2 separate regions of the Homo sapiens genome follow, and region 1 is linked to region 2. The links are chromatin loops, found by intact Hi-C in ENCODE. Cell type or tissue: dorsolateral prefrontal cortex. All regions are shown on one strand. Each heading gives the region's core, and the rest is flanking DNA. Links, peaks and the distances in the headings are about the cores only. Region 1 has its middle 110 kb from the start of MIR548BA. Region 2 overlaps NRXN1 (neurexin 1).

Region 1 (2,924 bases), core at 180-2,679, 1.5 Mb after region 2:
CTGGTTGTTGTGGTACATGTCTGTATTCCCAGCTACTTGGGAGACTGAGGCAGGAGGAGTATCACCTGAGCTCAGGAGTTCAAGGTTACAGTGGGCTATGATCATGCCACTGTAGTCTATTTCTAGCCCGAGTAACAAAGTGAGACCCTATCTCAAAACAAACAAAACAACGAAAATTTCTCAAAGGCAGAAACTCATGAGAGGAGTGAATAGACAGTCACAAAACCATATCCTCTATAGGGTACAGTTCCTGCCATAATTTAATTCATTTTTTTCTCTCAGCATATGCTTTCAAACTCCCGTCTCTCTTTAGCTGTTCCTTTCCTTCCAGGAAAGATCAAATCTTCATCTATTTTGATTCTATTCTATTCTAATAAGAAGATATAGAATGGTTAGGATAAAGTCTTTCATGGCTTCTCCTATCAGAAAGGATACAATCCAGTTCCTTCAAGTAATTCTGGGTAATCACTAATTACTCTGAAACCGAGCAAGACGCTTTCTGTGGCTCCATTATGGAATTTCTGGATTAGAGAGGACAGAATCAAATTCCTTTTCTCTGCCAAAGGCTATTTATCATTTGAAAAGCATCCTGTGAAAAACTGAGAAAAACAGTTATAACTTGAGCCTCCAAGAAATTTACCCCACTAAGGACATTATTTTCTCCTAGTAAAATAGTATCAATTTATAAGCCAAATAATTTATTTCTGCATAACTGGCTAAGATGTCCCTCATACAAGGCCCTTTGATTAAGCATGAAATAAAACCCACTGCCATTATTTATTATATTGACTCTCAGATTGAAAATAAGGCCTTAACATTGAATAAAGATGTATCATAAGCCCTCCTTATGTCCCTCAACTGTAAAATTGGAACACAAGACCATCATCATGGCTTTTTATGAGGCTTCAGTGACAACTAAGGGGGTTCAACTAATCAATAATAATAATGGAATTCCCAACAATGAACATCTTCTACTTCACCTTTCTGTGGCTCTAGACACACATGCAGACACACACACACCCCACAATGCCTTTATAGAACATTTTCCCTTTCAGTTTTTTCCTCTATTCCTTTCTCTACTCTCAGTCTGTAGCAAAGACTCTCACTCCCGGTTCTCCCAGTGAGAGAAAGATCTTTTACTAAGACTCCATCCACGTGACCAAGGAAGAAAGTTAAAATTAGAAAAAAAGTAGACCAAGACCAACCAAGATTCCTCAGTGCCTTCTTTCTTCTCCTACTGTAGACACACTACACCTCCACCTCTTTTTCCCCACCACTAAAAGAACAGGAAAAGGTCTTGGGGAAAACTGGCACAGCCGCTGACAAGGTAGATATCATCATCTCCCATTTTACAGGTGAAGTAGCTGAAGCCCTTGGAAGGAAAATGACTTCCCAAATATGCTACAAGCAGCAACAGGTGAACTAGAATGCAGATTTTGTGCTTCCTAAGACAGTATTCTCCCCATTTCCCCCACTGTAGGTTTCTAACCAGGTACTCAAGTGTTCTCAGTTCATCATAGTCTGTATAGTCAGAAGGACACTAACATTCCCTAATTTTTATTACTTCAAGTATCAACCATTTCACAACACCAAAAAAGCTTCTCTATGTCAATGTAATAGGTTTCAACCACCTGCAGTCGACTGTATGCCACCCTTTGTTAGTGGGCAGCTTGCCAGGCTAATACAAGATCACCATCTAGTGGTGAAATCAAGTAACTACAGGCTACACAGTAAATCAGATTCTTCTCTGCACCCCCCACATCTAACCCCAAGCCTATGGGCTAAGCCACTGCTTATGTTATTTTCAGCAAACTTCCAGAAATAATTTACAAATAAAATTGATAATTTTCCATTACATAAAACATGACATAATTTTAAAATTCTTTTGAGATTTAGGCATCTACCAGGTCAATATAAATATACTTAGACTCACATACACATAATTTTCTACCTGCCCAGCTGATTGCTCTTAGCAGCCTGCAGCTTGACATCCAGTGAGGCTCCAAGTGAAAACTAGAGATGAACCACATTGCAGATGGTTGTAGATAATCACAACTTCAGGTAAGTGCTGGACTCTACTTTCATTAAAGTTGTTCCAGAGGCAGTATCAGAAAGTACTCTCCAAACAAAAATAGCTGCTTCTAAAAAGAATGTGAATGTTGATTTCACTCCCAAACAAGTATTTCTTGAACATCTATTATAAGCTACAAAAAATAATATGAAGTATCTTAGATAAGCATTGAACGGTCCTTTAGCAATCTAGATTCTGCCCACTACTCATTATTTTATGGAACCTGCTACCATCATAGTAAACAAATATACATATTTTAAACACAAAACTCTATAATCATTTTTTAACACAATCACCATGAGCTTCTCTGCCGCCCTTAACACCGTTGACAAAGTACTCATCCTAAAAGCCTCTCCCATTTTTAATTCTTAGACCTGCACACCTCTGATAATGCTTCTAGTTTTTAGTCTCCCCATGCCTCCCAACAATGTATGTATCCTCCAAGGATATAACCTGGGGCTCCCTGTCTTTTTTTGTCTTTATTTTCACAATCTATCACATTTATGATTTTGACTATAGTATCCGTATATCCATTCCTGACGTCTACTCTAAGCTCTAGTTTAACTTTTTTTTTTTTTTTTGAGACGGAATCTCGCTCTGTCACCAGGCTGGAGTACAATGGCGGGATCTAGGCTCACTGCAACCTCCACCTCTCGGGTTCAAGCGATTCTCCTGCCTCAGTCTCCCAAGTAGCTGAGACTACAGGTGCACCACTACGCCCAGCTAATTTTTGTATTTTTAGTAGAGACAAGGTTTCACCATGTTGGCCAGGATGGTCTCTATCTCTTGAACTCATGATCTGCCCGCCTCGGCCTCCCAAAATGCTGGGATTACAGGCGTGAGCCACCGCGCC
Region 2 (2,924 bases), core at 113-2,612:
TATTTCTTCAGATAGTTAGGACACTGTCTCCTGAGAAGTAAATATCTGCTTATTTTTCATTAACAAATGGAAGTGAAGGTAATAGGAGATTGTAGACTAGGATTCTTTCTGGTGGGGGTACTTACACACCTAAGTACTTCAGAGTTTATTTTTATTAAAGCATTAAGTGATGGATAACTCTGAAGATAAAACAGGCTTTGCCCATAATAAAGAAAAAACACTGTAAGTATGAACTTAAAAATGGCATATTACATAGTATTAAGATATATAGTAATGAACTCTCAGTGTACTTGTGTTTTTTTAAAAAGCACAATTAAAATTGTTTGTGAATTTCCCATGTGAAGGGGCTAATCATTAGTATAGAATAATACCTTCTGCATTGCAGAAAAGTAAGAGCAAGTTTCTAAAATTAGTCCAAGTTTGAGCTAACAAATTGGGTATGTGATCCGATGGCAACAGTCATCCCACGGTGCCTCTTATCATGTGCACCATCAGCTAGAGGGAGTTTGAGAACAGCCTGCTGTGGGGCCTGATGTGTCTTGTCTCCCATCATCACCACTTTGGGTAAGGGTGGCTGTGGGCATTGGCCAGAGCATGAGTATTTATGGAGCATTGACTTTGGAAAGAGGACAACAGGGTTTCTGCAATGCAAAGCTCTCCGTCTCTATGAGAACACTGGCGTTGAGGGAGCACTTATAGGACAGAGAAGGACAGCACTTTTAGGTGCTGTGGAGCTGTAGTGGGGCATTGAAACCAAGCTGGGACCACCTGGAAGGCTTTTTTGCAGCAGTAATGTTTGAGGGATATTTGAAGGGTGAGCAAGAGCAACGAGGCATTTTTTTCTTTTTTCCACCTGGATGCCTGCTGGAATTTAGAGGGACTTATTCATAAAGGAGAACTTCTACATGAACTCTTCGCTCAGACATGGACAGCAGTATTTTCTTTGCATACTAATCATGTAGCACTGAGCTGCAGGAAAAATGAAAGTTGACCTGTTTTGGTCAATAGATTGTATTCTTAAAGAATTAAAGAAAACATCAGATTTACTCTCCATCCTGCTGAGAGTCATTGCAGCCATCTTTGGTGCTTCTCAAAAGAAGGTCAGCCAACTTTAGCTACTTGAGAATCATGTTGTGGTGTTTGCGAAGTTCATATTTCTGGATCCTATCTCAGACCAACCAAGGCAGTAATCATTTGAGAGAGATGCACAGAAAACAGGCATCTTTCTTTTTAAAGTGCATTGACTGATAGAGATGCCATTATTTCAGAGTCCTGAAATAATGCAAGATCTATGTTGAGGCCAAATTTAACTCACTTTTAAATTTTTGTATAAATCCTGGTTTTGCTTTTATTTCAGAATGTTACTGTTTTTTTGTTTGTTTTACCAGCCCTGGGCTGAAGTCACATTGTTGGCTGGTTAGGATTATTAGGAGAATTTTTTTTATCCTCCTTATGTTTTACCATACCTTAAAAAGACACTAGAGGGCAGCAGAAGGCCACAAAACATGCTGCATAGGACCCGGGAGTTGGGGAAACCTCAACCTGCTCCGTTTGCAAGGGGAAGTAGAATTTCTTTTGTTTTCAGACATCTAAAATTCCACAGTTGGCTTTTATAGTGATGCATTCTTTTGTCCGTGGCTCTGTTTCATTATAGGAACAGGACTTTAGTGTAGAACTTTGAAAACTGGGGCTCATGTATTTCATTCTCCACCTTGACTCCAATAGAAACGATCAGAAATGGGTAGGAATCTAATGATCTTTCTCTCAGAAGATAAATTCCATGCAGCTGGCCTTGTTCAGCTTATCTCTCATGACACCGCTCGATTCTCAGGGGGTTGTGTGTCTCTTCCTGCTGATACAGTTTTGCTTTCATCTTTATTTCCCAGCTGTTTGTGTTCTATTCCCTCTGGTTATTATGTACAAGCAGCAACATGCAATGAAAGGAGCAGCAGAAATTTGCTCTCTGGAATGATTTCCTAGCCTAGCTTTGTATTCATTTTAGGACTTCTGAGCCCTGCCTTCTTTAGAGAGATAAATGGTTGGTGCGATTCCTCCTTGTGTTCCTTCTCTTGTTCCTGTATTTGGCAAATTTGTATGTTAGGATGTGCATATATATGGGAGGGAGCTAATATTTATTAAGTGCCTACTAAATGCTAAATAGATTTAACTGAAGTTACTGTATTTAATCCTTGCAATTACCCAGGGATTTAAATTGAGGTCAGTCTTGCTCATTTATTAATCTAGTTGAGGGAAAAAATAGGGAGGAAGAATTGCTTTTGGCCCCCACCTTCAATGAGTACCCTTCTTTAAAGCATTAGCTAAGTTTATCCTTCAGCAAATTGAGGATATATATAGTTTACTTGATAGGGGGAAAATTAAAGATTCCTAGCTGTGTAGCATAGAGTGCCCTCAGGTGGCCACCTAGCAAAACTACATAAAACTGAGTACAGTGATTTATTTATGGGCCACATCTAGGTCAGCCCAGGCAGTACTTTGTCCTTTCTTCCTCCTCTGTTCTCCCTCTCAAACCCAAAACTCCTTCAAGGATTTTGAGCTCTGGCATTGTCTTCATTGTCTTCTGATCTTGCCCCTTTTCCTTCTTACCAGGATCATCACCCATTTATCTCCTCCTCAACCTTCCTAGTATTCCTCCTTAAATCTCACCCTGAAGGCAACTGCCTGCTATTGTTCATCCTGCTACGAAGCCACTTAAATGTCCCTAATCAGAAACAACTCAACAGGGACTTTCTTTTCAAATATACTCAACCTCTAAGCAAAGTTTGAAGATAAATAGTATTCTTGCTCTTTTCTTCTTGATCTCTGACCAGTTGCTATTACTCAGCTCCCTGCCCTCTCCAATCCTGAATATAACACATATCCCCTCCATTTTATACCTTTTCATGTTGCTACTTGACAAATCTTTA

What was found. Peaks named below come from ENCODE experiments on the same cell type or tissue, not always from the same donor. Only the 100,000 strongest peaks of a DNase experiment are listed, where the experiment ranks them.
Region 1: a loop joins it to region 2, with 5 times the contacts of the local background. A loop is called at or near these places in 35 of 110 quality-filtered maps.

What each region holds. Positions count from the first base shown.
Region 1 is chr2:48,945,433-48,948,356 of GRCh38, reverse strand. No RefSeq gene overlaps it. Among named protein-coding and RNA genes, the nearest start is that of MIR548BA, 110 kb to the left of the region's middle. In dorsolateral prefrontal cortex, for the core only: CTCF peaks have their summits at 1,501 and 1,703 (motif pointing left); a DNase peak (open chromatin) is centred at 1,676.
Region 2 is chr2:50,491,224-50,494,147 of GRCh38, reverse strand. The region is part of intron 15 of NRXN1 (neurexin 1); the gene reads left to right. Among named protein-coding and RNA genes, the nearest start is that of MIR8485, 200 kb to the left of the region's middle. In dorsolateral prefrontal cortex, for the core only: CTCF peaks have their summits at 1,290, 1,489 (motif pointing right) and 2,430 (motif pointing left); a DNase peak (open chromatin) is centred at 1,507; H3K4me3 peaks cover 881 bases; H3K27ac peaks cover 1,489 bases.